6 separate regions of the Mus musculus genome follow, and regions 1, 2, 3, 4 and 5 are each linked to region 6. The links are chromatin loops, found by intact Hi-C in ENCODE. Cell type or tissue: heart. All regions are shown on one strand. Region 1 has its middle 100 kb from the start of Gm40217. Region 2 holds the start of Plpp3 (phospholipid phosphatase 3). Region 3 has its middle 230 kb from the start of Gm40217. Region 4 overlaps Gm40217 (a long non-coding RNA gene). Region 5 has its middle 13 kb from the start of Gm40217. Region 6 overlaps Plpp3 (phospholipid phosphatase 3).

Region 1 (5,000 bases), 200 kb after region 6:
CATACACTGGGCAAACACCGTATCCCTGAACTACCCCACCAGTCTGGTTTATCACTTTCTCCTGTTTCTATAGTCTAGGATCCCAGCACAGGGGATGGTGCCACCCACAGAAGCAGCTCTTCCACTACAGGCAATCTAATCTCTCCTAGGCATGCCCAGTGGTTCCCCTCCCAGATGATTCTAGATCTCACCAAGTTATCATTAACAAACATAGACAGTAAGCAAGCATTTAAAAATCTTTGATTAGTGGTGTGTGTGTGTGTGTTTTATATGTTGGTGCATGTAAAAGCCAAAAGAAGACATTGGGTAGGGTGTACCACTCTACCACTCACTGTTCTATTATCTTGACACAGTGTCTCTCACTGAAGCTGAAATCCCAGTGATCTTGTCTACCCTGGCCTGAGCTCTGGGTTTATAGAAGGGCTTGTGGCTTTGCCTGGCTTTTTAAAGGGATCCAAGGACTTGAACTCAAGTTCCCAAGCTTCTATAGCAAATACTTGTGTCTGATGAACCACCATCTCTGTCCCTGATAAGTATTATGAAAGTATAATTCTGTGTAGTGGAGACATAGGCTGTGGGTTCTTTTTAGAAGAAATGAAGCTTACATGGTTATGAGAAGAATGCATTGGCTATGGATCTGGGGAAAGCATGTGAAGAAGGCCTGGAAACGCCGGAGGAGCAGTGAGAACTGCATACAGCCAGAGTGTGGCACAGAAGATCTCCATAGCTAGAGTGTCGCACAGATCTCCATAGCTGGAGTGTGGCATAGTAGGCCTGGTTGTAATAACCAAGGTCTGAGCAAGGTGGGCACATTATGGAGGGTTGTAAATCATGCTTGGGAAGTCCATTCTGCCTATGTTAAGGCTAAAACAGCAGGTAGAAAGATTGGAACTAGGAAGATGAATTTTGGGCTGTTGCTGATGTCAAAGGAAAGATGCCGGTGGTTTAATGTCTTAAGTATTGGGATGCTGCAGAGTAAATAGGACACAGAGGGAACAGGGGACCATGTCAAAGGTGATCCCAGGATTCTGGCCTGAGCAGTCACTGTGACAGGAAGCATAAAAGGATGAGATTAGGGACAGGAGGATAATTAGTTGGATTTTAATCATGATGAACTTTCAAAGCCTATCAACTTTTCCAGTTGATTCAAGGATGATACATAGGCTTCAGGTCAAGGGTCAGGATCAGGGGAAGGCAAGCAGTCACATAGTGAACTAAATTTAATGATTCTTTCAGGGTCCCTTTAGTACAGGGTCAGCACATGAGACCCTGTTTCCTTAAATTTTATACCTTAGGCAGCTTGCTTACTTCTCTAGTCTCAGCCCTGTTCAGGGCAGAGTACAGCATTTTTGGCTGGAGTTACAAGTCTGGATACATAGATGGTAGAGTAGGTATTTGCCATTGTTTAGTTTCCCTGTATTGATTTCTTACTTCCCAAGGGGATTCAGTTTTATTTTGGGGGGACTTTCTTACTCTATTGTGTGTCTTGATGGGACATTGTGAAACAGGTTCCTGCCTCTCATAAAAGATCCTGAAATGGTCCCAGAAGAACACTCTTTGGGTACTAGAGCATGATTTGCAATCAAGTGTCGAAAACTAAATGAGACATTTGAAGAAGAAAATGAGCAAAAGCTACCCTGATGGGCGCTCTTGTTATCTAGGTCTCCTTAGTGGCAATATTCCATGCTAATAGAAGTGACAGCACACTGTGCTAGGAGTGTAACAATTTGAAACATGTACCTACTGTAGAAAGTTTTGTTACTGCTCCTGAAATTGTCCTGGGCTGGGGTGAGGACTGACTGGAGACCCAGGGCCAGGTGGGAAGGGACACAGTCTTAGGTAAGACAGACATTGTCAGAATCGGGCCAGAGGCAACAAAGGAAACAGAGCTTTGCTGATCTGTTGAAAACCACTGGGGGAGGTCTCACTGGAAATGAGTCGGAGGCTAACTACGCTGCTATTTTGGGCTCATTCAACGACAGGACCTAAATCAAACAGATGTGCTTTTGCCCTCGTGCAACACTCTAGAAGTTTGTCATATGAAACGTGGCTTCCCTGTCTACTTTCAAGGAAATTATCAACCCATCCTTAGCTAAAGGGAAGAGCAAAAGAAAGCAAGGGGAACAACTTTTTCCTCTCCCCCTCCTTGTCTTCCTCGTCTTCCTCCTCCTCTGCTTCTCTGTTTAGAAAGTGACCCGAGAACGAGACTGTCTTCCCCTACTTTATTTATGTTCCACTGTATGGCCACTGCTAGATTCAAAGAAGGCTGGGAAATTCAGCCCATAGTGTGCATGGAAGACAGGACTCTCCCATTTGGTTCATGTGGAGAAATTTGCTAATTAAAGGAAGAGAGGGAGGATAGATTGATTTATAGGAGTCTAGTGACTAGATTTTGTCAAACCCATTAATTCTCTTTATCTTCCCACTGAAGCAGGAGCCCTTTCTCTTCCCTCTGCCTCCTTATGGTCTTCATGGGCAGTCTGGCTTTAAGGGACGACCCGACATATACACTATGATAACACTTTGTTGCAGCCACTGTTCTAAGTTACTTATGAGCTGAGTAGTTCAATCCACAGGGAAAGTCTTTCCTTTTTCTTTAAATCTCTGGACTTGGGCTGAGGGAGAAGAGGAGAGAGAGAGAGTGATACCTTACACAGATTAGTACAACAGTTGCTATAGCTGTCATTTGAACTCTTTCTGATTTCAAGGTGTTGGTGTTTTCATTCTACCACAGGTAGCCTTCAGGTCCCTGATGGTGTGAGAACTGGCTGGGGCATGGGGTGGGGGTGGGGGTGGAGCAGGGTCAAGAATGATGAGTAATGGGAAGGTAGTGGGGTGAGCACAAGTAATAAGAGGACCAAGTACCCTCTTTCCCCCTCCCGTGTGTGTGTGTGTGTGTGTGTGTGTGTGTGTGTGTGTGTGTGTGTGTGAGTGTGTGTATGGTGTGTTCATAGACACATGAAGGCAGTCAGGAGAAAGACAGATTAAAAGACTATGCTTACAGGCACCTGTTTGCTGATTTATTTCTATGTAGTCTCTGCAGACCCAAGCCTTCCCTGACTTGGAAAGCATGGGGGAGCTGTTTGACAAAACAGCTGAGTCACCCAAGAGTCTGACCTTTAATGTGGAAAACCGTCACCAAGGACAGGGCTGAGGAGTAGCTGCTGGGTAATCAGGAATGGGGGTGGGGGTAGGGGTGGGGGGATAGGGTCCTGGCAGGACAAGGCAGTGGTCAGAGCAGCAGGGTGGGGAGCCAGAGTGCAGGCAAACTGATTTCCAGGAAGGAAATGCTGCCCCACCCACTCCTCCTCAGGCTGAGGCAAGGTTGCCTTGTTGTCTGGTTCCAGAGAAGGACCTCTCACAAGAATTCTATTGTCTGACCTTCAGAAATGAGAATAAAGTTGTTCCTTAAGGGGGACAATGAAGATCACAGCAGCCAAGGACTCGGGCCGGAAGAAGGAAGTCCTTAAATGCTCTAAGAACTTACAACAGGGGTTTGGGACAAGGGTTCAGGGACTACACTTCAGGAAAGGCTGGGCCTGGGAAGAGAGGTAAACTGAAATCTGTCCTGTTGGGTGCCTAGCCCACATCCTCGAAGGCGATGGTTCCTAGCTACAGAACTGGAGTGCCCAGCTCCATGTTCTTGCAGGCTATACTTCCTGCCATAGACCTGGGAGTGCCCAGGCCCCACTTCTAAAGAATGCCCTCTTCTGAGCCCAACAGAGCTGCTCACTCTTTCTAGAATAGAGTCCCACTGTCAGCAACCCAGGTCCTCTCTAGTGTGTCATGTTCCCATCTAGGTCATCCTCCACCTCCATGATCAAGTTCCATTGTTCCGGGAAGCCTTCCTTGATGGAGCAGGGCAGAAACACGTATCCATCTGCTTTATCTTGAGGTCACACTACTTTGTACTTGCACAGGATCATAAATTCTTAGGTGCTCAGTAAATAAATAAGTGCTGATAAATTAAAAGTTCTGAGGATCTTTAACTGCTATTTTTTTGGTAAAAGTTATCACTAAAAATTAAATATGGTCAAGTCATGTATGTTCATGGATGAAATTTACAAGACCTTTTGCTGTGTTCTGATTTTTGTGGTTGTTCTTGCTTCATGAAGTGTGACCACTGAAACTATTTGAACCTCCAGCTAGAAGACGTGGGTAAGGAATTCCCTGTCATCTACCTTTCTGCTTTCCGCTCTCCAGAGTCCCATCTCTAGGCAAGGGGCTATGGGGACAGATGATGGCCTCTTCCTGCAGGAAAACGCCCTGGGTCCACTCCTGAAACTCCTACAGGGATCTCAGAATATTTGCATTTTAAAAGGGTCACGGTTGAGAGGCCAGATGCCTTAGGGGTGGGACTTTTTCTAGAGCAGGAAATCAAGTTTTAAGGGCAAAGGTGCAGAGCTCTCCAGAGCACAAGAACAAAGGGCCAAAGATTCTTCGCTCAGCTTCCTTAGAGAACCCTCATTCAGCTTTGAGTGAAGACCTCTCCTCCTAATCAAAACTTAAGCAATGGGAGACGGGGGTGGGGGTGGAATGTAAATGCATACGGCTAAGAGAAAGAAGCCAATCTGCAATGCTGCGTGCCATGCCATATGTTTCTCACAAGATGACATATGTCTTGGTAGACATACCATAAAGACAGTATGAATGTCGGTGACAGACTGTAGTTGGGTGAGGGGTCAAGAGGCCAGAATAAGGGACAATAAAACTATTCTGGAAGACATTGCAATGGCGGATGCCTGACACCTAGTTGTCAAAAAATCCACAGAGTGCACAATACAAAGACAATCCTAACGTAAGGAACAGACTTCAGTCAGGAAGTGTGTCAATGCTGGCTCAGCGTTAACTGTAACATATATGCTGTATCAATGCAGGATGCTGATAACAGGGGAGATAATGTGGCCGCAGGGGTGGGATGGGGGAGATCCTTGGGAATTCTGTAGCTTTTGATAATTTTGTCACTAAGTCTGCAGCTTCTCAAAAAATAAAAGCAATTT
Region 2 (5,000 bases), 62 kb before region 6:
GAGCCCTGTAAGTAGAAATAGAAAGCTTTTATTTAAACATTCATTTATCTTTTTTGTTGTTGTTGTTGTTTTAGTCTGCTTTTGGGATAACAGATTTTTACCTTTCCTAATAAGTGATTGAGGTTAAGCCAGAGAACCTTAATATAAAATAGATTCCTTGAACCGAAGCTAGTGTGGGCTAAAGTTAGCAATCTCAGTAATTTGTAAAAACAGCAATGATGGCTCAGCTATGGTTGGAGAAAAGCTGGGCTTTTAAAGTGCATTTGTTGTTAATGTAAGTCATCTTCCAGAGGAGGAGGAGGAGCAGGTAGGTTGGACTAGCTGAGCTCCACTCAGTTGTGTCTTGGGCAGTGGTTTTCACTGCTGCTCCTTCAGATCTCTAAGACAGGCTTCAGGGTTCAGGCCTTGAAGCAGCAAGTTATGGCCACTTGTGCAAGGGAATGAAGCCGGAGTGGGAAGTGGGAGCGCAGATGCTGGAGGACCCAAGGTGGGCGGCAGGTTAGAGCAGGCGGCAGAAGCTGCCTTTCTGTGCTGATTGGAATTCTGAAGATTTGGCACATTGAATTTCAAGGAGGTTTCTGCACGTGAAGAAGAGGATTGTGAGCATGGAAGAACCTCGGGTACCCAGAATTCCTTTTAGAGTGCTGTTAATTATAACATTAGCTTCGCATTGTTGCTGCTGTTTTCCCAGGTGAGGCTGTGCTGCTTCTCCTGAAGGGGGTTTCAAGGAACTTCTCTTAGATGCCAAGGGGCCTCACCTGCTCTCCTTTGATGGGCGGGATGCCTCTGATTGGCAGCTGACACGTCCGCTCCAGCACTTTCTTGGTGCATCTTGCTTTCAGAAGACAGGACTTTGCCTTTCCTTGCCAGTCTCATCGTTAATTAGGTCCAATGTGGGCTTAATTCAGCATACCTCAAACCCTGAGCACTACAGAGGCTCACTGAGGATAATCAACGGTCCCACGTCAAAGGCCATTTACACAAATGACTAGTTTTTGTTAACTGACACCAAGTTAGACTGAGTGTTGCACGAGTGGCCTAGGCGAAATATTGAAGGTAAAATTAATCCTGTGCTGGAACCAAGCAGGACAAGGAGAGGGGGTGAAAGATCAGGGTGCACCGGAGGAGAAACAGTGTGCTAGTTGAGGGGAGGAAGGTTTATGATGTAGGTAGAGGGGTGGGACCGAAGCGGTAGGCAATAAAAGGGATACTCAAGAGGGCTGGCGGTGGGATACAGAGTTATGGAGTGGCCCACTAGGGCAGTCGGATATCATTTGTACTATCCATCCAAAAGCTAGGACTTGGAGCTGGGGAGATGGCTCCGTGATTAAGAGCAACTAGTGTTCTTGCAGAGGACCCAGATTGGGTTCCCAGCACCCACACAGTGGCTCCCAGTCATCTGTAACTCCAGTTGTAGGGATCTAACAGCCCTCCTTGGCCTTTGTGAGTGCTTCGAGCATATGGCACACAGACATACATGCAGGCAAAACACTAGTCTGTATAGACTGATATAGAATACTAGATAGAATAATCTTTTTATAAAAACTAGAACCAGCTGCATCTAATTCCAGCTCTCGAGAGGCAGAGGCAGGCAGATCTATCTCTGTGAGTCTGAGGCCAGCCTGGTCTACATAGTGAGTTCTAAGACATATTAGGGCTAGAGAGAGAGAGAGAGACCCTGTCTCAAACAAACAAACAAACAACAATGCTAGAACCATTGAGCCATTTCCACCTCTGTATTATAAAGACCCTTGGAAGAAATGTGCATTTGTATGCTATGTACTGTGCTCCAAGCTTGATACTAAGGAAAATGTAAGGGAGGGTCCTGACCCTTCAAGTGTTGATTCTCTTGAAGGAAAAAAAAACAAAAAACAAAAAACCAGCTCATAAAAAAGTAATCAACTTTAAAAATCATATAAAACCATATAAAAAGTATTCAAAGGGAAACATCAGATTCCTTGAAAGTCAAGGCCAATAATGCTCAGGTATGCCGGAGGCCAGCTGGACTAGGAAAGAGGCGGGCAGGCTTGGCTTTGGTTACCCACGTTCAGAACTAGTAGTATTGGCTCAACTCACCGAGCTCCTCTGTTGTGCAAGCTTTGCTGCAGAAGCACATGAGAAAGAATCAATTATATCTCCACCATGACTGCCTGGGGAGAAATATTTTGGTGTCTGTAGTTTACTCGCGGGGAAATTAAGGCACAGAGACATAGGATTCTAGAACAGGGGGTCTGGCTCTGGAGTCTCTTTTTTTTTCGGGGGGGGGGGGGGTGGAGGGGAGGTTCGAGACAGGGTTTTTCTGTGTAGTCCTGGCTGTCCTGGAACTCACTCGGTAGACTAGGTTGACCTTGAACTCAGAAATCCGCCTGCCTCTGCCTCTCAAGTGCTGGGATTAAAGGAGTGCGCCACCACCGCCCAGCCCGGAGTCTTTTACACCGTAGGATCTTCGGAATCTAGCACAATTATCCGGTGCTGAGCGTTAAAAGCAAAACAACAACCAACCTAGCTTTCCTTGAAAATTGAATTTTTAGGATAATCCAATTCAAGGCTGAAATTTGTAAATAAATAAACAAGTAAATAAAGAAAGCATTTTAGTATTATAGACCTCCCACCGATCCTCTCCCCACCTCTAATCAAAGGCCAGCAAGAAAAAAAAATTTTATTTATATGTTTTTTTTCCTCCCCTTTTGTGATGCTTTGGAGTTTCTGAACGCTAGGGGCTCCCTGATTCTCTGGTTTGAGAACAACTTTTTCTTTTACGATTTTTTTTTTTTTTTTTTTTTTGGAAAAGGGGTGGGGGAAATGTGGCCTTAATTATCCTACGTTTTAGGCAGCTTAAGGAAGGGGCTGTGCTTTCTGAATCTTGTTGGAGCCAAGTAAGGAGGTCCTTCTCCTCCCCCCTCGCTTTTTAAAGGCGCTCGTGAAATATAAGCTCAGAAAACAAACCGAGCGATCACAGCGGCAGCCCGGGCGGCAGCAGCAGGAGGAGGAGGAGCAGGAGGAGGAGGCAGAGTTGGAGTTGGGCAGACGCTGAGGAGAGCTAGCTGCAGGACGCTGCGGAGTTGCAGGGCTCCGCGCTGCTCCATTCATTAAGTAGCTGCGGAGGATCGTGGCGGGACGCCGACGCTGCCCACTCGCAAACTCCAGCACGCAGACGCACGCCAGCCGGACGCGTCCGGGGCAGCACAGTTCTGCAAAAGTTCCTGCTCGGGATTTGGCTCTCTTCCCCTTGGACTAGCGAACAGTTTGGGGTTGAGAGGAAAGCAGAGGCGCCCAGAGGGGAAACCTACCCGCGTCTGCAGTTGGAACTACTCCGCCGGGCTGCACTCTCGCCGCCGCGTCCCGAGCCCGCATACCCGCTCCTGAGCAGCGGCGGCCCGCATCGCCCCGGGAGGCTCCCCGCAGCCAGCGCCATGCAAAGCTACAAGTACGACAAGGCGATCGTCCCTGAGAGTAAGAACGGCGGCAGCCCGGCGCTCAACAACAACCCGAGGAAGGGCGGCAGCAAGCGGGTGCTGCTCATCTGCCTGGACCTCTTCTGCCTCTTCATGGGTGAGCGCAGTCCCACGGGTCCCACCCAACCCCTTCCGGGCCCCGGGCCCCGCTGCGCTGTCAGCCCCCAGGGTCCCGCAGCCATCTCCCCCACCCCCGGGCGCCGTGCTGGCCGCGAGCTCCCCGCCCTCCCGGACCCCCAATCCCCGGCCTGCGAATTCAAGTTGGGGCGTGCTTGTGCTTTCGCGGCAGCTGGAACCACCTCCTTAGGGGTGATCTCCAGCTGGGAGTCCGGCCCAGCACCTCGGAAGGTGTGAGCTCGAGCTCCAAGATATGGAGGAAACCTGTGGCTCTCTGCTCTGTATCCGAGTCAGATGCGAGTGAGACCCATCTCGGTCTCCGAGCAAGGCAGGCTCCTGCCGGAGTGGCGCTGCTCGTCCCGGCTGCATGTAAACATCCACCCCTTCCGTCGCGCTGCCTTGCAGGGCCAGTCGCGCTAGCCGGCCTTGTCACTCGCTACTCGCTTGGCTGAAAGCCCCAGAGGGTGGAACGCGGCTCTACCGGGCCAGGTGCTGGGCAGCGAGGAGCACATCACTTGTTGAGCGCCTACTGTGTGCCAGTTGATAGGCCGCTTCCCGGGCATCAGCTTTAAACTAGCTCACTCCCTGACTTGTGCCGGGAGGCCACTGAAAGAAAGGCTGCCTGCCACAGTCTTGCTTGGGGGCCACAGTGGAGCTACACTCCCTCAAAGTTGAGGCGCTAGCTCAACTATTAGAACAGATGCAAGTTTCAGCTGAAAGAGCGGTGGGAGGCTCAGGAATTGAAGTGGGAGAAAAAGGATTTATTAAACGGGGGGGGGGGGGGAGCAATTGACATACATCCAGGGTTGAAGTAAAAAAATAGGACTTTTTCCTTTAAAGCGACTTTTGATGTAAATGTGTGGAAAACTTGTCACCAAAGCATTGCCCCTCTGCCACCAGCTGGGTGTGCCACCTAAGTACCCCCTTGGCCTCAGTATCCTCCTCAGTTGAATGAGTGGATTCAAGTAGATGGTCTGTGAGGCCCCTTCCTGCATTAAGAACTCGGATGCCGTCCAGGAGCCGCTCTGCCAACACGGCTAACGGAAGAAACATCTGTGTTCCCAGTTAAGTTCCCCCAAAATAGAAAGAACTCCTGCACGGAGGCTTCATCCTTTTGGAAGGGGGTTAGCCGGGGCAGGCTGTGGCGACCTGGCTTAACTTCCTTCATTGAAGACTCTTAGGCAGTGGCCTCTTGTTCTTGCCGGACTACCTTCCTTAGAATTCTGTGAGACGATGGGTTTCTTAGAATTTAAAATTAAGAATGGCCCTCTTGTGATAGGGACAGTTGGAGGGAAGATTACGGGCTGTGAAAGGCCAGGGGGCTTACAGTAGTAGTTATGGAGATCCAATTCTCTGCTCAGATCCCAGGCGCTCAACCTTAGGATGCTATTCAGAGGACTTGTCACTGGGGGGCCTGCCTTCCTGGTG
Region 3 (5,000 bases), 330 kb after region 6:
CTCCTCTTCCACGAGAGTCCTTGAACAGTGAACACCTTCCATGCACAGTCCTGGGGACATGTTTGTGTGTGAACGTGATGTGCAGGCATTGAACTGAATTCAAAAGAATGTTTCAGGTTTGCTCTTGGCAGAGTCCTCTTTTCCCTGTTCTCTAATGAAGGACTGGAAGGCCAAGGGAGGCCTCGCATGGCTCTTCTTGGCTGTTGTCTCCTTCTTTAAACAATGGCTGGATGCATTCTGAGGAAACAAGAGGAAACATATGGATTGAATTTCCCCTAAGCACACTGCAGCTAAGAGAGGGTTGGAGGCTGTCAGGAGAGGGAGTGGCGTGTGTGTGTGTGTGTGTGTGTGTGTGTGTGTGTGTGTGTGTAAGCTTTGGCACAGCAGGCCAGGAAATCTAGTGAAACCAGAGTATCAAGCGAAGCGGGCAGGAGGGTCCATTAGCAATGGCCAGGTGTACTTTACACTAGCCACACTGGAGCAGGCCTTTACAGAAGGTCTGTGGCATCTAAGATATGTATGATAGGATGTGAAGAAGAGACAGTTATTGCATTATGCAGAGGAGTGCACGATTTTGCATCCTCAAGGGTCTGAATGTCAAGGGATCCTTCCTGAGGAAGTTGGGTCTAACTCTGTCCTGTACCTCCTGCAGTGGGACTGACAGTTTGGGACTCAAGTAGGTTTAATCAAAACAGAATTAAACAATGTGAGTGAGTCCTACTTCTGTTCCAAATTACTCAGGAGAGGTAATGGGACTCTCGATGCCATATGTGCAGATGGCAACCTAGGGGACAAGGAAGGGGAGGGTGGGATTGTGCCTCTGCTGTCATGTGGGCTATGTTTTCTCTCACATGACTGACTCTGCTGTCTCTTTGCTGCCTGGGCTCCCAGCTACATGAGACCTAAGCTTACAAGCTCACAATCTCTTAGGACTGACAAGCCACACAAAGTTCCTCTGTCATAAATGCATGATAATTGAGAAGGACCTGAATATAGTAAGTCCTACAAATTGAGAGTAAATTCCTGACTGTTGGTATGGTTCATTCTGAGTACTCACCATCCATTCCCCCTGGGGAGCCATGAGCCCCCTTCCCGCAACCTTCTTCTAAATGAATCTCTTCAGTCTATGTTTGCCACTAGCAACAGTAAGGGAAGTTCCCACCTCATTCTTGGCCCCCAGATTACCGACCTGGCTTGATATTTTATTGACAATTTTCCATCTCTTCTGGACTGGGTTTTGGATTGGTGCTCCATGGGGGAAGAAATGGTTCTACTGGGCTCAGCCTTCCTTTGTAGCTACTATTCTGTTTTATTCTGGCTTTATGCTCAAGTTTTTGAGCCTAGTTTTCTTCATCTATCACATGCAGGGACTGTATGAAACCAGTGGCTACTACTAGTTTCCACGGGCAGTGGTGATTTTGTTCTTTAGGATCACTCATGCTTGCAAGACTGAATACAGGCATCCAGTGGGCAGGAACCAGAGATGTGGCTGAACACATCCGCAGACTATCTCATCACCAATGAGTTCATCAGTTTTGACGTGCCCTATTGTTGCTTCTTTGTACAGTCTGTTCTTTCTCATTCAGAAAGACTTGATGGGTTTTCCTCAAAACATCTGCATAGTATTTATCTCTTTGTAATTACTGATGAGCTACTTCAAAGGGCAGAAAGTAGGTGAACTTAGGAATGAAATGATCGAGTAGATGTATGTAGAACGAAATGATCATAATAGCAGAGCCCTACTCAGTTCTGAGTTATCTACTAGTGTATATGGGTAACATGGATTCCATGAGAAGAGATCGCTGGACAAAGGTCCTCAGTAAAACTTTCTTCAATTGGATAGAATGTTTAATCTAATGCCTGACTTCTGTACTGAAAGAAGTTTACTCAACAGCTTCACTGATGAACTAGAGATGCCAAGAAATATTTGATAGCAGAACTAACGTTTCTCCTTGTCTTTCTTGATGCCCAGAACGGTACCTGGCATGTATTAGACAATCAGTATATAGATTTCACTGATTTGAAAATCAATTTTATTTAGCTATTGTAAGAGTTAAGGTTCTAAAACAGGTATGAGGACAACTAAACTTTCTGTCTACAGTAAGATTAAACCATAGCCAAGATGCCCAAGGTATTAAAAAGAATGCCAGACAACATCCCTTAAATTTTAATCTTGGCAGCTAGTTCGCATCTGTCTTCCCCTTTCCAGGATATCCCTCTTTATTGTACTGTCCAAATCATGGAACTCTTAAAATATGCAGTTGGCTTAACACTGAGCAAGCCGTTTCCTTTCTTTTTGATAAATATTCCAGATTTTGAAAGAACACCTCTAAGAACCGATTTTACAATGAGATTTAAGAAAGGATGTCTATAAAAAGTAAATGTTTTTAATGTCCCTTGGATGACTTAGGAGCCTATGTTTTTTTTTGAAAAGCCTTGGTGAACACAGACCCTGGGAAATATCTTAAATACAATGGTTACAGGTACTTCAAGTGGCATCAGAAATGTGAAGAGTTCACTTGCTATAGTACCTCCCGCACACCAGAGGGCACTGTGCAGATTGTAATTATTTTTTCTTCATAGAGACTAAAGGTTGAACAATGGGATTGGCAGTCTTCCCCCACAAGGATCTGATAGTGTATCAACCTCTACACACCATCTAACATCTGTTGCAAAGCATTCAATTCTGTTATAGTAGGAAACAGCTGTAGATTCTATATGCTGACATGACTGTGTTTTAATAAAACTTTATTTATAGACACTGGACTATGAATTGTACACAGGTGTCACAAACAGTAGTGTTACTTTTAACATTTAAAAATTTAAAAAACATTTTCTGTTCACAGGTTTTAAAAAGTAAGCAGGACAGGGGGATATGTGAAATATAGTTTACTGATCCCAGGACCAGTTAATTATAATAAGAATAATAGTAACAATAGCAATTTACTACTATGTGGTAAGTACTATATACTTTTTATAATCTATTTTTCAAGTGATAAACGAAGACTTAGAATGTTCATTTGGGGAGTGGTACAAAGTTAGTAAATAGATGAGCTGAAATTTGATTACCTAATCTGCTGATCTCAAGCTCTGGCTCCCTTGTCAATGGCCTAGTCTCTCATCAAAAGCATGCAGTTTCATACTAATCTGTTATTGAATGACTCATGGTTAAGATCTGCAAGCTTGAGGACCGGGCATATGTCTCAATGGGTAAAAGTATTTGCTATACAAGTCTGATGTCTGGGTTTGATTCCTAGAATTCACATGGGAAAAGTTGAGAAGTGACTCCTACAATTTGTTCTATGTGCTCACCATGGCAAGTTCATACCTGTTCTCTCTCTCTCTCTCTCTCTCTCTCTCTCTCTCTCTCTCTCTCTCTCTCTCACACACACACATACACACGCATACACACACGCACATGCACACATGTGCAAACACACACATGCACCATATATCCACATAGTAATAATTAATATAAATTAAGTTAATAAAAATAAGAAAGACTTCCAGGCTTGGTAAAGAGAACACTGCTAAGAATTAAGAGACTTGAGTCTTGGCCTTACACATGCCAATAACTCTGTTCTTCAATGATCTTGTGTGTGTGGGGGGTGTTCTTTAATTTTCTGAGTCTAGTTTCCCTATCTATCACATGCAGGGACTGTATGAAACCAGTGGTCACCACTAGTTTCCTTGGGCAGTGGTGATTTTCTTCTTTAGGATCACTCATGCCTGCAGGACTGAGTACAGGCATCCAGTGGGCAGAAACCAGAGATGTGGCTGATCATCCCACAGTGTGTCCAACAGCCACACGTGGTGGATAATTCTGTCAACTTGACAGCTCACTAGTGAGATCTACCTTTAGATATGTCTGCCAGAACCTTTCCAGAGAGGATTAGCTAAGCAGTCAAACACTGCTCCCAGGCCCCTCTTCATGTGGGCAGCAGCACCCCACAAGCTGATGCTAGCATCTTAGGCTGTACACAAAGGGAGAACAAGAAAGCCTGCTGAATGCCAGCACTGCCTCCCTTCATCCTTTCCCACTGGAATGTAAGAAACCCAGCTGTCTCCTGCTGCTGCCACCAAGGATCAGATAGGATCACCTCCATACCTTCCCTGCCTTGATGGATCAGAATTCTTCAAACTGTAAGCCCAAATAAATCTTTCCTCTCTAAGTGGTTTCTTGTTAAGTGTTTGGTCACCTAACAAAAGCTCACCCCCTAACCAAGAACTGTTGTAAAACAACACTAGTGTTCATGTTGTGAAACCAAGACTTGGTCCTTCCACTTCCAGAAATCTGAGTCTTTAGAATTGTTTTTCCAGAAATTTATCTAAAATTCAAATGACTTCTTGTTTCTGAATCACACGTTCCTCCTTTGTGAAACAAAACAAAACAAACAAACAAAAAAAAAAACTAAACAGCGTAACCCTGAAGATTCTTTTGGCTTTAAAAGTATCAAGCCTGTGATTAACAGGGGAGTAGTGAAAATAAATGCTATGGTTTTAAATCTAAGATAATGCAAGTCATTTTACATTTTTGTCTGATTAAAACCAGTGCTGAGCAAGTCCTTAATCCCCACAGGAGAAGTTTGCAAACTTGAAGCCTGTCGTGAACTGAACCCAGTCTACAGATTCTTTTATTTATTGTTATTATTTTTATGGCCAATAGTGTATGTTAAAATTTTGTGAATTAGGGGCCAACAATGAAAGATGGAGTATATCCAGTAAAAATACAGACTTTCAACCTTCCTTCCTTCCTTCCTTCCTTCCTTCCTTCCTTCCTTCCTTCCTTCCTTCCTTTCTTTCTTTCTTTCTTTCTTTCTTTCTTTCTTTCTTTCTTTTGCCGGAAGACCTATAAACTCTGGCCTTCATTTTTGCATGACAGTGGTTAGGTCAAACTAAGAAAAGCTGTCTTCTAAATTCCCAGATCACCAGAGATCTTGCCTCACAGGTTTGGATCCCACCTGATTACTTTTCATTTGTTTCTATCACCTACCTGAGTG
Region 4 (5,000 bases), 95 kb after region 6:
GAGGTGGACGGTAATAGCATATACTTCATGGGGGAAATGCAAGGATGGGGTTATGAGAGCATAGATGGGTGTAGCCAACTCCACATTTGCTTGAGGTGAAGAGGGGAAGGGAATCATAGCTTGCTTCTAGGAGCAGCTTAGGAGCCTAACACTTCTGGGATGAATCTGGAGAAAGAGGCTTTAGCCTGTAGGAGAAGAGTATGGTTAGCAGGGATGTGGTATCCAAGGTAGAAGAATGACCTTCCGAGTTCCAGAGACAAACATGGAGTCTGACAAGGAGCAAGGGCAGGACAGGCATCTGAGGGCTGGATACTGAAGGCCCTGAAGCCCATCAGATGACTATGAAGACAGGAGAGCCAAGCAAGGAACTGGAACAGGAGAAAGGCATGAGTTCCTCCCCTGCCCCCATGAGTTTCATAGCAATATTAGTTGTTACCAAAGGACAGGACTGGAGCAGGGCAGGTTGTGGAGCAGAGACAAGCATCCAATGTCTTCCCATAATGCAGTTGAGAGATGGCAGCAGCTCCAACCAAGGCTTGGTGGTGCAGAGACGTACATACTGAGGGAACTGAAGATGAGAGATGCCCTGTTTGATCTCAGCGAAAGAAGAGAATGTTCTGTGTCTGGTGCTCTGGTAGCTTTATTCTCTCTCTCTCTCACACCCCCCCCCCCCTCACCCCCAAGGCCATATTGCATGTGTGTGTGTGTGTGTGTGTGTGTGCGCACATGCTCTCGAGTGTGTTATTTTATTTGTGAATTTCATGTATGAGTACTGTATTTACATAATTTCCACCCCTCTCTGTCCCCCTTCCAACTCCCCTGCCCTAACTCACCCTCAAGTTCCTGACGGATTCTTTAGTTGTTGTCCCATACACACACATACATGTGTACACAATATGCAACCTACTGAGTCCATGTAGTGTTGCTGGTAGCTACACATACATAGGGCTGACCACTTGGGACTGCATAACCTGCCAGTGAGCTGGTTTCTGGAGAGAGCTGATTCCCCCAGTAGCTACTGATGGCCTATAGTGCTTCATCTAGGGTCGAGGCCTTGTGAGGCTTCCTGGTTTGAGCTTTGCACGTCAATTGGTCTGATCATTAGTCAAGATTTGTTTGGGTAGCCATATTGCTGAGTTTTCATGGGCCCAGCTGATCCTGAGATGTAAGTAATTTGTACAAATGGCAACAGCAGGATTCAAACCCAGGTCTATCTGTCTCCAAACCTAAAAACAGTGCCATCCAGACTTCCACCGTTGCTTCAACCTGCGTGTCTAAGTCAATTCCAACAAGTTTTTGCTTCTCATGTTTAAATCAAGGTCCTCCATGTTTTACCTATTCTGAAGCGTTTAGAGTGTCACTATGTAGCCCTGGGTAGACTAGACAAGACTGGCCTGGAACTCACAGAGACACCTCTGCCTCCCAAAGATATGATTAAAGATATGAGCCACCATGGCCAGAAATTCTGAAGGATCGAAGTGAAGCAAAAACGTAGACAGAAAAAAGTCACTGGGTTTATAGTCAACATGTACCTCCGTCTGCCAAAATCCCAGCCACCTCCTCTCTGGGATTTTACTTTTGTTCTTTTAGCATCTTAATACATTATCGATTGATTGATTGGGTGGTTGGTTGATTGATTGTGGAGGCATGTGTGCAGTGAGCTGTGGCATTCATGTGGCGGTTAAAGGACAACTTGAGGTGTCAGTTCTCTCCTTCCACCATGTATATTCCAGAGACCACACTCCGGTTGTCAGTGACTCTGCCCACTGAACCATCTCGCGGGCCCTATAAAGGTCAAAGTTATAAGGCAGCCTTTCTCAGTACCTTTTTCCTCAATTGCCTGTTTAATAGCTTTAGTTTATCATTGCCTCCCACTAGCTTGCAAGCGTCTTAAGAGCACAGATAGTTTCTTAGAACTGTAATAGTCTCAGTACTTAGTTGGGGGATAATAAACATTAATTAGATTTTGGCTGCATGATTGAAAAGTGCAGGATTGCATGAATCACAATGATGGCTCTGTTTGATTTGCTATTAAGTGCTTATTGAGATGGCGCTTAATATATGAGTGTTATCTCACTCCAACTTTGTTTTGTTTATTTTGACAATTGAACCCAGAGTCCTACACACGCTAAGCACATGCCCTGCACATGCTAAGCACATGCCCTGCACATGGTAAGCACACGCCCTGCCCTTCAGCCACATGCACAGCCATGCACATTGCCCCTTTCTGTAACAGCGTTCTTTCTCCTTTCATCCTGTGAGATCATGAAGACTCCGAGTGCCTCCCCTCTCGCCCCCCGGGAGACAAGAGCCTGTGTGACTCAACAGAGTGCTCCTTAGCCGATCCCTCCAGGTCCCTTGGCACAGATTATATTCTCCTTCCATCCTGCTTTAATCACCAGAGCCCCCAGTCCTCATCAAGCTCCCCGCCCTGTCTCAAACCAGTGCTTAAATGACACCAGTCTCTCAGAAGAAACAATGTAATTTTTCTGACCCTGGCTCACTCCTGCCTTTACAAATGTGAGATACTCAACAGGATCTTAGCAAGCTGTATCAGAAGACAGAACTGTACAACAAAGGCTGTGGACAATTGTGTTCCCATTTCCCTGCCTTTTTTTTTTTTTTTTTTTTTTTTGTGCTTTGTGGAATTGCTCTCCCAAAATATTCCCAATGCTTTATTTACTTAGACTTCAGGTTTATTTTGGGCTGAACTTTCCTGGAGCTGCGTCTTAGGATGTGCTTCGTATCCTGCTGCATTGCCATGTGACTTCAGCTCATCCAGGGAGGACCCGGGGCCCAGAGGATGTCAACCTCCTCTCTGTGCAGCCGAGACAGAGATGACCAACTCAACAGCTCAGCTGGAAATGTGTCCCAGAGGAAAGCCTTTGTGTCCTAGTCACCAAAACTATGCACAATAGCAGACACAAACCTTGTCAACTTTATCAGTTCTGTGTGCCAGGGACTCTGACGTGGCACAGTTTCCAGTGTCTTAGTGATCTGTGACTATAAGTAACTCAGACACTGAAAGACTCAAGTGGCCAGCCAGTGCTGGGAATTTTCTCATGTCAGGAAATTTTGGTGGTGAGGCATGCTAGACGCTTAGCAACTGGAGCACTGCGGGGAAGAAAGTCAGCCAGGCAGGAAGGGAGTGTGGGAACAGACAGGAAGATGACATGCGGCATGCTTTCGTGCTGGACAGCTCTATGTGGAGTCCCTCCTCCTCATAGCCTCAGTTTCCTAACTGGCAAACAGAGGTGATGAGAGCAGGGCACACAGCATGGGCTCTGGGTGCCAAGTCTCATGCCCTTCCCAACCCGTGTCTAGGGGAGGTGAACTGAGGCTTACCCAGTCTGTGCTGGGTCTACTTTGTGGATCTGAGGATGTTAGTGAACCATCAAAGCTGGGACTTGGAGTTCAAGGACTCTAAGGATATTGGAAAAGGACCACTCAGAGTTAGCAGCTCATTCAAGCATTCTGGATTCACACTGGGTCATAGTGTAATGTAGTGTAATGAAGTGCTGGGGGTCTCCAGAAGAACCCAGGGTATACCCGTGAGTCCATTACTGAACTAGCAAGTTTACAACTCCTAAGGTGCTATTTGCACTTTTTCTTTTTGGCAGTGGGTAGGGAAGCAGGGGATGGGGAGAAAGGGGTAGAATGGGGGAGAAGAAGGGGCAGTCAAAAGCAATCAAAGATAAAACCACTGTTTTATTTTGAATCAAAGTTGTGATCCTGTCCTGGAGAGATAGTTTAAGGGTGTGTTCTGCTCTACCGAGAGCCCCAGCTTGGCTCCCAGCACCCATGTAGGGCCATCCCAACCATCTGTAACTACAATTCAAGGTGATCTGGTACCCTCTACTGGACTCTGTGGGCACCTGTAGTCACGTGAGCACAAACCCACATGCACACAGAAATTTTATGTATTATTTTAAAAAAATCCTTAAAAAAATGTACTGGTAGAAAAATGTCTCTAGACGGAACACTTCATATGCTATCACTGCCTTTCAACTCCTGAACTGTGCAACAATCTCTGTGACAAAATAGCTATGACCTGGAAAGTGTCCTTTGAAGGACAGTGGCAGTCTGATGACAAAAGCTGAGCAGAGTGTTTGAGGTGGGAGCTGAACTACATGACTTTATCTGAGTGCCATTTTCCCTTGGCTTGGAAATGGCTTGGAGTGGCTTGGAGCTAGCTACAACACTGTGCTTATTGATCCTTGGGTAGTTGGCGGGGGGGGGGGCAGCGGGGGAGGGAGGCGGGAGAGAAGGAGGGAGGGAGGGAGGGAGGAAGGGAGGGAGGGAGGGAGGGAGAGGAGAGTCTTCTGAAGGCTCCTATGTGAAAGGTTTGGTCCCCAGCCTATGCACTATTGGAAGGCAATGGTACCCTCAAGAGGTGGGACTTAGCAGGGGTCTTACCGTCACTGGACACACTTGACAAGGATATAAGATCACAAGCCCTCTTCTCCCCCTCTTTTCTCAGCTGGGGTACATGTCTCGTCCCACCATGATAATGTGGCCTCTCCACAGACCTAAAGATAATGGAACTCTTAGATCGTAAACTAAAACTTGCAAGATTTTGTGTCCAAATAATCATTTTGTTACTGCCTAATGATTTATAGCAAATTTTCACTATAGTGATGGAAAATTACCATAAAAGACCAAAACGGGGTTGGATGCTTTTCTCCAGCTTTTTTATAAGATTGCCAATGCCCTCTAAAGGCTTAGCTGCTTAATGCTGAAGCATCCGGAGGCTAAGTTTCAACACGAACTTTGGAAGGGACACAAACATGCAAACCACAGCTATCAGTTTCAGATTCCACTCTGCAGCAAGCTTTTAAGAAACCAGCACTTGTCACATTTTGGTGGACTATCCAAGGGGAATATTTGCACGTAGGAGTAGTCCACTCACACCCCTCCCTTTCCTATTCCGGTTCTGTGTGAGGCCAAACTTTTTCACACAGTTCAACCAAATAACAAATCCCTATGGACAGAATTAACAT
Region 5 (5,000 bases), 87 kb after region 6:
GGAGAGAGAGAGAGAGAGAGAGAGAGAGAGAGAGAGAGAGAGAGAGAGAGATATTTCAGTTAGGCTACTTCTAAAACACTTTCTCATGCAGGTAATGAGGGTCAGTGTGACCGTGACAGGACATGTAGACAGGTAGACAACATTTCCCCTGCTGTTTTTTGATTGCTTGGCTTTTCTTTTTTAATAGTGGGGTCTCTCTATAGCCTTAAGTCTTAGACTCTTCCTATCTCAGCCTTCTGAGTCCTGAGGGTTTCAGACGTGTACTATCCCGTCTGGTGAACTCATTATGTAGCCCAGGCTGACCTCCAACTCACTGTGATCCTTCAGCCTCAGCTTCTCAGGTTTCTGGGATTGCAAACATGCACCACCCTGCCTGGCTGACAACATGTACTTTTGACAGGATACGACCAGTGACACCCTATGGTGTTTCTCCTTCACGCCCCAGGCCCCAGCCTGTATCACCATGTTAAGAGATTATGCTTAATTAAGTGACAGTCTGCAAAAGATGTGACCAGTACTCTGTAAAACTCACAAGGCCATAAAAACTTGAGGACAGCTTGAAAAATAGTTACAGGCTAAAGAAGCCTGAGGGACAGGGCAACCCAATGTAAGGTGATATCATAATGGCATATTGTAACATAAAAATAATAACTAGATTAAATACTAACAAATAAAGTATGGACTTCAGCTAGTACAAAGCACACTAGTATTCATCCATTAACTGGGATGTGGCACATTACTGTGTATTGTCAATATTTGGAAAAAGTGAATTTAAACTATGTGGGATATTGTTTTACTACCCTTGAAAGTTTTCTTCTGTAAGTCTGAAACTATTTTAAAATGTAAAAAAATAAAAAAATAAAAAATGAGATAATGCCATAAAAATTGTTTGGCAAGTAGTTCATATTAAATTATTATAAATGATAACTGGATTGAGTTTTTAATTCAAGCCAATTGCCCACAAGGATAGCATTCAAAGAAAGACCCTCATAAGGCCTGTCTCTACAGAGGCTGAAATTCCAAGGGCACGGGTGCTAGCTGGTGCCAAGGTTTCAGAGAAGGGCAAGCATTATTCATTAAGAGACAGGGAAAGACACTCCCCTTCTGAAAGGGCAGAGGGAAACAATAATGACCATTTATTGAGTCCTGAACTATAGGAAAGTGCTTCATCTACTCTGAGTGCTCTGCCTCACGAAATCTAACAACTCTAAAGGGGGTGGGAGAGCAGATACAGCATTCTCCCCATAAAAGCTCAGGCTCAGAGAGTTTAACAACCTACCTACCAGGTCATTAATTGTACATTTGTGTGACATAAAGTGTGTTTTTTTGGATGTGTGTGTAGAGGGAGAGAGAGAGGGAGGAAGAGAAGGAGAGAAAGGGAGAGAGAGGAGGGAGAGGAGAAGGAGAAAAAGAGGAGGAGGAGGAGAAGAGAAGAGGAGGAGGAGGAGAGGAAGGGGAAGGAGGAGGAAGAGGAGGAGAAGGAGGAGAGGAAGGAGAAGGAGAAGAAGAGGAGGAGGAGGAGAGGAAGGGGAAGGAGGAGGAGGAGAAGAGGAAGGGGAAGGAGGAGGAGAAGGAGAAGGAGAAGAAAGAAGAAAGAAGAAGAAGAAGAAAGAAGAAGAAGAAAGAAGAAAGGAAGAAAGAGAAGGAAGAAGGAAGAAGGAAGAAGGAAGAAGAAGAAGAAGAAGAAGAAGAAGAAGAGGAGGAGGAGGAGGAGGAGGAGGAGGAGGAGGAGGAGGAGGAGGAGGAGGAGGAAGAAGAAAAGAAAAGCTAGGGGGGCTCCCCTCTGTCCTGAGACAGTCAGTGCTCAATGATGCCAACCTCCCATTGTTCCAGCCTTCCTCCTTTCTCTCCTCCCCTCAGTTTGAACCCAGGGTCTTGCACATGCTAGGTGCTTTAGAACTGAACTATAGTATTAGCCTTCTGCCTAGCAGCATTCTTAACTCCTGAAATCTGTAGAGCAAGCACAGGAGAGGGATTAAGTTTTCTTAATTAATTAACTAATTATTAATAAATTATTTTAATACATATGAATGTTTTGCCTAGATGTATGTCTGTGAACCATGTGAATGTCTGATGCCCATGGAGGCCAGAAGAGGGCATCAGATCCCCTGGGATTGGAGTTAGCAGTTGGTTGTGAGCCACCATGTGAATGCTAGGAACTGAACCTGGGTCCTTTGCAGTAGGCAACAGGTGCTCTTAACTGTGGAACCATCTTTCTAGCCCCTGGAACTGAGTTTTTTGGATTGGGAAAACTGGTAGAGGAGACAGAAACAGAAACACTGTTGAAAGGAGAAATCACAGGATGTTGGAAGTCTAGTTAGATAGAAAGGATAAATTCTAGTGTTTCACAACACACAAGGGTGACTGCAATTCACAACGCCTTATACTGGTAGATTTTATTTAAAAGGTACAGAAGTGCAGGATTTGTAAGCTTCAAACACAAAGAAATGGTAACTGTTCAAGGAGGAGATGGTAATTACCTGGACTGGATTATTACCGAAGACATACAGGTGTCAAACAGACATAATCACACTATATTCTGTAAAAATGTACACACAGATGAAAAACCGCAAAAAGAGATATCAGAAGGACTTGGCTTCCAAAGGCCGTGAGAACTTTTGTCGGGTTTGCTGAGATCTCTGGGGTCAGGACAAAGGAGTGGGTGGGGCTTTTTCTTATTGGTTAACATTATTAGCATCATTCCCTCCCTGTCAATCCCTTCCTGCTGTGCTACCTACTCTCATCCACTCAAAAGCCCTGGTGGCTGCCCCAATCTGGGCCACTTCCTCAGGGAAAACAGGATGTCTTTTGCATGCTGGAGCCAGGTCCCCGGGTATTTGGGGTGGGAAGAGACTGTCTAATGGGTGAACCCTGAGCTAGGCACCAGAGAGGAAGCCACGTTTCCGGGACTTGAGGAAACTGCCATTTCCTCCTCTAGCAGGAAGTGGCCTTGGCTATTCTCAGCACCAAGGCTTTGGCCCGCAGAGCAATGGAAATCACAGCCTGGCGCTGCCTCTGGCTTGCCTCCTACAGTTTAACAATCTACCAGTCAAAATAAACTGTCTCCTTAGGTCTCCCATGCATAGTTAAGGTAATAATTGAGAGAGAGAGAGAGAAGCCAGAGGCCTGCTTCAGCACAAAGGTACCGAGAATCTTTTAAAATGCCAGGCTGGTCTTGGCTTCTGGGGCCTCACTAAACTGCATAATTGAAGCATTGAGAAGACAAACCTGGAAGTTATGTGATGGCTTCTCAAATACCCAGTTGATTTGGAGGATGAGACTGTCCGTACTTTAAAAATACATGGGTAAGTCCTGGGGAAGCCTCATTGTTCTGGAAACTGGAGAAGGAGTGAGAGGGAACCGAGGTCCGATATAGACTCCATCAGACAGCTAGTTTTCAAAAGCTCACAATAGTGTAGACTCCACTTCCCTGCTGATGAAATGACCCCATTTACCTGGGAGTTTCTCCGAGTCAGAGAGGTCCTGCCTCTCCTTTTACCATCCTCATGTCCACTGTTTCCAGAGCCTGGGAGACTCAATCTCCTCTTCTCTCTTCCAGCCTGGAAGTGGTCACCCTGGAGACTGAGCATAGTCACACTCTGCTAACCAACATGGACCCACAAACAAACACAGTTGATCCTTCTGTTCTGATAAGGACAGTGACAGAAATAACTGTGTGCTGGGCAGAAAGCTGCTCGTGGGAGAGGGGAAGGAGTCTGCCTGAGGGGGGTCAGCCTGCTGAGGCTGCATTTTAATGTACCTTTGTTAAGGAGGATACCAGGTCACCCAAAATACGGCATGTATCTCGTGTGTGTGTGTGTGTGTGTGTGTGTGTGTGTGTGTGTGTGTGTTTTGTGTATGTGTGTGTGTGTGTGTGTGTGTGTGTGTGTGTGTGTGTACCAGAATGCAGTGCACACTAAGCCCAGAAGAGGATGTTTGATTACTTGGAGTGAAGCATCGAATTCTGGTCCTCTGCAAAGGCAGTGCAGAACCATCTCTCCAACCCCATGGAATCCTTGGCAGGAGATGTGATAAATGAGACAAAGGCCCCACCCTCATGGAGAGCTCATATTTTGGAGAAGGAAGTAGAGACAAATAAAATCAGATAAAAAAAGTCACTTTGCAGAGAAGTAAGGCAAAGTTGGTTAGAGAGTGAAGTAACTCGGGATCAGGTAGGAGAAAAGGCCGTGGGAAGAGCTGCAGGCAGCACTGAGGATCTGGCCAAAAGTGAAGAAGGAATGAAATGTTCTTCTGACCCACATAGGGATCCTCCCTATTCGTGGCACAAATCACAATAGCTTGGAGGCCCTCTCTGATTATGTGGAAAATTCCAACTTGGGCTCATAAAGTTCTCTACCTTGGTCCTTTCTGGCCACTGTTCTTGAAAGCCTGGGTGTCAGACATACTGTTGGACATAAACAGCCTCGTGGTTAGACCTCTGGCCTTTCCCTAATGATGGGAAGTTGCCTGAGTAAGAAAGCTGGTGTCTAGGAAAACACAGCTCATGTGTAGAGGTGGCTCTGGAAGAAAAAGCAGGGAGACTAGGGTTCCCCAGCCTTGGGGAAACAGGTATCACGCTAGAGGGAGACCCCTGTCACTTGTCTAGTACCCTCTGTGTGCTAGAGTGATGTTTAGCAGGGGCCAGCACGACCAGGGCCAATGAAAACCCAGCCCTGGCCCTGAGCACTCACTAATCTTAGAGTTTAGCGGGCATTTAATAGCAAGGTAGGCGTTTGGATGCCATTCCAAGAGCTCTAGGAGGCATTTGAGTCACCCAGGAGGCCCTTTGCGATGAGTTACAGCAAACTTTGCCCACGCCAGCTTGTGCAGTAAAGAGTTTATGAGCTCCCTATAACTAGGATTCAAAGATGGGGAGGCTTCTGATGTTGCACCCTTGAGGGCTCCTGCCAGTGAGCCAAGGATGCTTTGGCTCCACCCTCCTGCAGACAGATGCATTCCATCCCTCATTCCAGTTTACCTCCAGATCACAACGTGGATGC
Region 6 (5,000 bases):
GTCATTGAATAACCCATGTGTCAAGGCAAAGGAGTGTCCCCATCGTGGTCATCAGGGTCATCCCTGACCACGAGCCCTTTGCTCCACAGTGTTCCAGTTCCTGATGGATATGGAGGCAGTGCTGGCTGTCGGTCTGCTGGCTGTCAGTCCCACTCCATGTGAGGAATTCTTTTCCCATGGCCAATACTGCGGTCTCATTCACAAGCACTCCCTTGCTCTCTTCCTGGAGCTATTCTCATGCCTGTCTCCTCCCTGAGTTCCACTCCTCTAAGAGAGTTTTCTTTTCTGGAGCCCCAGCCTGAAGCCTCTGAGTCAGTGGCAGGGGAGATGTAGCCTTGTCCGGTTGGGAAGCCCACCCTTCCTCTGCCCCACCCTGGCTTCCCAGGCCTGTGACCTAAGTGGGCAGGCAGCAAGCAAGGAAAGGGTGGGATTCTGCACGAGCGCTTTCCAAGGTCTGTAGATTCTTTTCAGTGAAGGAAACTGAAAATTCTTAGAGCTACTTAAAGAAAAGTGGTTAAAGAATAAAATCTTCCCTCCACCCTCTGGCAGGGTTTCTTTGCGTAGCCCTGACTATCCTGGAACTCACTCTGTAGACCAGGCTGGCCTCGAACTCAGCAATCTGCCTGCCTCTGTCTCCCAAGTGCTGGGATTAAAGACCTGCGCCACCACTGCCCAGCAAGAATAAAAACTTTTTTGCATTCTAAATATTTATTCTTTTTTAATTAAGTGTTTTATTTGTAAGAATCAAAGCTTGTACTTACTGAGTTGTGTGCTGTGCTGTGCCCTCTGTGTCCGGGCCCTCTGTGTAGTCCACCATCTGTACTGCTGCCTCTCAGGCCATGGTTATTATTCTCCTTCACCTGAGAGGAACCAGAGGCTCCAGAGGGCTTTCTGATTAAAATCTGTGTTCTTTCTGTTGTTATCCACCTCTCTCCTGTCCATCACCAAGAGTAGCTGAAGAAGGCAAACCTGAGTGGGCACCCAGAATGTCCATTCTTCCTTGAACTTGTTTTGGGTTGCTGAGAGACCATTCCCACCCCCATAGTGAGAGAGACACTATAGTCCAGACAGGCCTCAAACTCACAATCCCCTTGCCTGGGATGTCTGCTTGGACTATAGATACCATGCTGGGCTAAGGGCAGGATCTTTTGGTTCATCATATCAAAGTATTGAAGCATAAATGGAGTAGCCCATGGCCAAAGGCTTTAGAGTTGCTCTGACATTTACAGTGCCTATGGTAGCCCAACCCTGCCTATCTATACTCCTTACAAAGCATGTAGATTAGTTTTTCATCAAACTGAGTGCTTTACTTAAAACCAATTTTTGTAATTGCCAATGCTTTTTTCCTTTAATAGGAAGATATTCTCTAAAATGAGTAATTTCAGGCTATGTGGGTCTTTCCCCCGAAGAACTCAAAGCCTTTGGTAATTTTATATTAAGGACTTGGTATAGTGCGTTCTCCAGTCTTGTGAGACCCTTAGTATTGCATGGAATACAGCTCAAGAGAACGTAGTCTGCCTAGCAGAAGGCAGGTTCCCTGGTCTGACCCCCTAGGCCCTCTCAACCATATTTCTCTATATACCCTATGCAGTCACAGCCCCCACCAGTCTCCCTTAACTTCCATTAAAATGTCTTCTATCTTGATGGTTGAAGTCCAGCATCCTTTGCCTTTGGCAATGATCCTAGCCACCCTCTACCTCCTTTAACAGTGTCTGTTCAAAACATCACTCTACGCTTACTGTGCCCATAATTGTACACGGAGTGGAGATGCCTTCCCGTTTCTTTGTCATTGACACCTGCCATAGCATATGCCCGTCCATGGGTCTGTTCTCTGGGATTTTTTTCTTGAGAATGAAATTTCTAGTTTTATTTTTCAGGTATTCTAGAATGTGCATTAAATTCTACTTGAATTTATATACATTCATTGTTCTTATAAATGAAGATTCTAACTCTATTCCAAGTGTCCTTTATGCCCCTTATTTCATGAAGTTTTGGGTACATTCATTTGTATTAATTGTCTTTGCCTTTGGGGTGGTGGTGTGTGGGGATTTTTATTGTTGTTATTTTTGCGTTTAGATTTTTAACTGGTTATTGCTGATAGATGAGAAAGCCATTGATTAAAAAAGAGAAAAAACTAGCAGCCAACAACAGTGTATACTCTTACTAGTTTTACTAGTTTTTAGATTTTTTTTTTTCCTATTACACCCATTGGGTTGAAATAATGGTAGAGCCACCTGCTGTTTTCTGTGGGTAGTTAAAGCCTCTGTCCTAGACATCGCTCCTGCGTAGCTCAAGTGCTCTGGGACCGTCCGTCCACTCTCCATCCCCTCAGTCCGGCTCCCTGGCTCTTGGCATGCTCCTTCCTGACCACCAAAAGGAAAGTGTCCCATTGTCCCTGGAAGGGAGGTCCGGCCTTTGCCCCCACCTCAGGTCTGCCTTGTGCCTAGCAGCCCCTCCTTCTGCTCTTCCTTGTCCTGGCCTCTCCCCTGCTTTGATTTGTAGACGGAAGTTCCCCCTTGTTCCTCTTGATTCTTCCCCCTCATTTCCCAAGTTCCCACAGGAACCTGGGAAGTAGGTTGTGCCCAGAGGTTAAAGCGGAAGCTCTAGCGAGATAACTCCAGAGGGGACAATACCCAGCTGACGTCATTTCAATTTTCCTTGGGCCAGAGGAGGTGTCTGAGTTGTATTTTTTTTTCCCCTTGTCATTTTCTTCCATTTTTCCTCAGGATTACTCTTCTTCCCTACCCAGTGCAATATCTCTTCCCTTGAAAGTTCTCTGGCATTGTCTGGCTGGTTTACATTTCTTCCTTTTGATTATTCAGAGTCCAGGTTCCTCCTGGTGACTTAGAAACTTCTCTTGGATAGAGTTGCTTTCTTTCAAAGCAGAAACATGCCCTTGTTGAGAGCATCAGAGCAGCCTCATTGGTATGTCCTTGCTGTTGCAGTGACCAGCTGGTCCCTAGGGACTAGGCAGCTGTAATCCCCGAGAAAACTCACAAATGTGTAAAGTAAATTGACATCAATCCCACAACAAAGCCTTTTCTGGCCTTGGTTACTGATCTATAAGTAGTATAGATCCAGAGGGTAAGGGGAAAGTCATATTTATTAAATGCTTACTGTGTGCCCAGCAGCATGTAAAAAAACATTCATGGGTGCTATCTTATTCAAGTCTCCATAGCTCATCTCTTAAAAGAAAAATCAAAATTTTATGCTATAAAAGCTGAAGATCAGCATTTCCCCATGGGGCATCGTGTCCGAGTTAAGTGCTCTGTACACAGTATACCATACCACATCTAGATGGTTCCATTTGGCAGGAATGTGGAGCACACTAGCCTAGTGGTCTAGTGTCTGTGAATGAGAAGTCATTGAAGGTGTTTTTCTCTCTTTCTGTCAGCTCTACCTTCAGGCCCGCTTCACCTGGCGCGGGGCCCGACTGCTCCGCCCCCTCCTGCAGTTCACTTTGCTCATGATGGCCTTCTACACGGGATTGTCACGGGTATCTGACTACAAGCATCATCCTAGCGATGTCCTGGCAGGATTTGCCCAAGGAGCTCTGGTGGCCTGCTGCATAGTAAGTAGCCCTTTGTCCTTGGCACTCATACAGAGCCCTGAACTGATGCCTGTTAAATGTTTCCAGCCCAGTGACTAAAGCCGTTGAATCTTCATTCCGAGTCGTCTCTTCTTAGTGTCCCAAAAGCCTCGGGCTCCAGGATCCCATCAGTAGATGGCAATCGTTTAATAGGTTCTGTGAATCCTCTTCTCTGTGAGCACAAGTTTTGTCTTGTAGAATGCTGTGATCAGAAGTCAGCTTAGACATTGTCCACTTACGAATGTATACGTGACCACAGCAGACTGGAAAGTTGCAAAAGCATGCATGTGAGTGCCTACAGAATGACAGTCCCCTGATGACACAGCCTGCTTTGGTGGGACACTAGTTAGTCAGTGGCTGTTTTCCACTTCTTGAGAAATCTCTACACTCTTCTGTGATGGCCGGGAACCTTGGTCTCTGTCAACTGGAGAACCAGAGGTTTGCTGAAGGAGGAGCCCGCCCCTGGCCCAGGCCCTTGCATATTATCAAAACTCCATAGAGACTGGACTTGGTGTGGGAACATGTTGGTTCCCCCCAACACAGAGAGATTGCTTTTTTACATGTTTCACCCTGATTGCCAATTAAGGTGGGATCGGGCTTTCCACTTCTCTGAGCCTCCATTTCCCTACCTTTCCTGCCTCTTTTCCATATTCTAGATGCTGCTCTGTACAAACTTTGGTATTGAGCTTTCTTGAGCCCTTCTTCAAGGTGCCCAATCCAATCCCATAGGAAGTCCCAAGGGCAATGTAGGACTGCATTGGACATATGGGCCCTTGGCAGCTCAGCAAAGGTTGTACACAGTATGGTCAGCATCACAGAGATGAAGTAAGGGTGTTCAGTGTAGACACTGGTGAAAGAAAGACCTGATCTACCTGCTAGCTTAGGTATAGGACGCCTGGCTGTTTTGATGATGGCTGTCTTCAGTGCTCTCTTATTCATTCATTCTCTCTCTCTCTCTCTCTCTCTCTCTCTCAAAATCTGTGTGTGTGTGTGTGTGTGTGTGTGTGTGTGTTGTTACCCAGAACAGCTGTCACCCTCCAGCTTGTCCCCTGGTGCCTGGCCCTTTCATATGTGATGATAGTGGGGGGGGGGGGGTACTTGCACAGAAGGGTAACTCTTTGCTGCCTGTACCCTCCTGGGCTTTGCTCTCAGCAGGAGGGCAGCCCATGGGACCTGCTTCTGGGCATCTCCTTGTGAGAGTGTGCCACTGCCCTCATTGAAGTCTCCCTTACCCCCCAACTTAAACAATTAAAAGGTGTGGGGATCGTCCCCAGCCTTCCTCTCTTTCATACCACAACTATGGGGCTCTGGCCGTGAGCAATTAGACAGAATTCGGGAGAATGAAAGCTTCTTTTCCAGAAGGAAATCTGTGAGTTTGCCTTTATCCTGTTTGGCTCTGGCACACTGGCCT

Evidence for each region. Hi-C counts contacts between places; a loop is a spot of excess contacts. Peaks named below come from ENCODE experiments on the same cell type or tissue, not always from the same donor. Only the 100,000 strongest peaks of a DNase experiment are listed, where the experiment ranks them.
Region 1: a loop joins it to region 6, with 2.3 times the contacts of the local background. A loop is called at or near these places in 3 of 42 quality-filtered maps.
Region 2: a loop joins it to region 6, with 4 times the contacts of the local background. A loop is called at or near these places in 10 of 42 quality-filtered maps.
Region 3: a loop joins it to region 6, with 2.5 times the contacts of the local background. A loop is called at or near these places in 4 of 42 quality-filtered maps.
Region 4: a loop joins it to region 6, with 3 times the contacts of the local background. A loop is called at or near these places in 8 of 42 quality-filtered maps.
Region 5: it touches region 6 in a loop (3-fold over the local background); 8 of 42 quality-filtered maps call a loop at or near these places.

Annotation. Positions count from the first base shown.
Region 1 is chr4:105,420,707-105,425,706 of GRCm38, forward strand. No RefSeq gene overlaps it. Among named protein-coding and RNA genes, the nearest start is that of Gm40217, 100 kb to the left of the region's middle. In heart, a CTCF peak has its summit at 3,068; a DNase peak (open chromatin) is centred at 3,335; H3K27ac peaks cover 290 bases.
Region 2 is chr4:105,154,412-105,159,411 of GRCm38, forward strand. Plpp3 (phospholipid phosphatase 3) reads left to right here and starts at 2,936. Exons shown (of 6, transcript NM_080555.2): 1 at 2,936-3,552. The coding sequence starts at 3,414. It overlaps Gm29838 (a long non-coding RNA gene), which reads right to left and starts at 2,260. Exons shown (of 2, transcript XR_376486.3): 1 at 1-2,260. In heart, CTCF peaks have their summits at 2,710, 3,919 and 4,951; DNase peaks (open chromatin) are centred at 2,970, 4,050, 4,600 and 4,980; H3K4me3 peaks cover 2,686 bases; H3K27ac peaks cover 2,150 bases; H3K27me3 peaks cover 589 bases.
Region 3 is chr4:105,549,946-105,554,945 of GRCm38, forward strand. No RefSeq gene overlaps it. Among named protein-coding and RNA genes, the nearest start is that of Gm40217, 230 kb to the left of the region's middle. In heart, a CTCF peak has its summit at 2,532 (motif pointing right); a DNase peak (open chromatin) is centred at 256.
Region 4 is chr4:105,310,469-105,315,468 of GRCm38, forward strand. It overlaps Gm40217 (a long non-coding RNA gene), which reads right to left. Exons shown (of 4, transcript XR_867967.1): 3 at 4,417-4,529; 4 at 1-568. Among named protein-coding and RNA genes, the nearest start is that of Gm40217, 6.2 kb to the right of the region's middle. In heart, a CTCF peak has its summit at 4,692; DNase peaks (open chromatin) are centred at 2,823 and 4,843.
Region 5 is chr4:105,303,316-105,308,315 of GRCm38, forward strand. No RefSeq gene overlaps it. Among named protein-coding and RNA genes, the nearest start is that of Gm40217, 13 kb to the right of the region's middle. In heart, CTCF peaks have their summits at 2,083 (motif pointing right) and 2,795; a DNase peak (open chromatin) is centred at 2,836.
Region 6 is chr4:105,215,934-105,220,933 of GRCm38, forward strand. Plpp3 (phospholipid phosphatase 3) reads left to right here. Exons shown (of 6, transcript NM_080555.2): 5 at 3,395-3,571. Among named protein-coding and RNA genes, the nearest start is that of Plpp3, 61 kb to the left of the region's middle. In heart, a CTCF peak has its summit at 2,239 (motif pointing left); DNase peaks (open chromatin) are centred at 308 and 2,488; H3K27ac peaks cover 669 bases.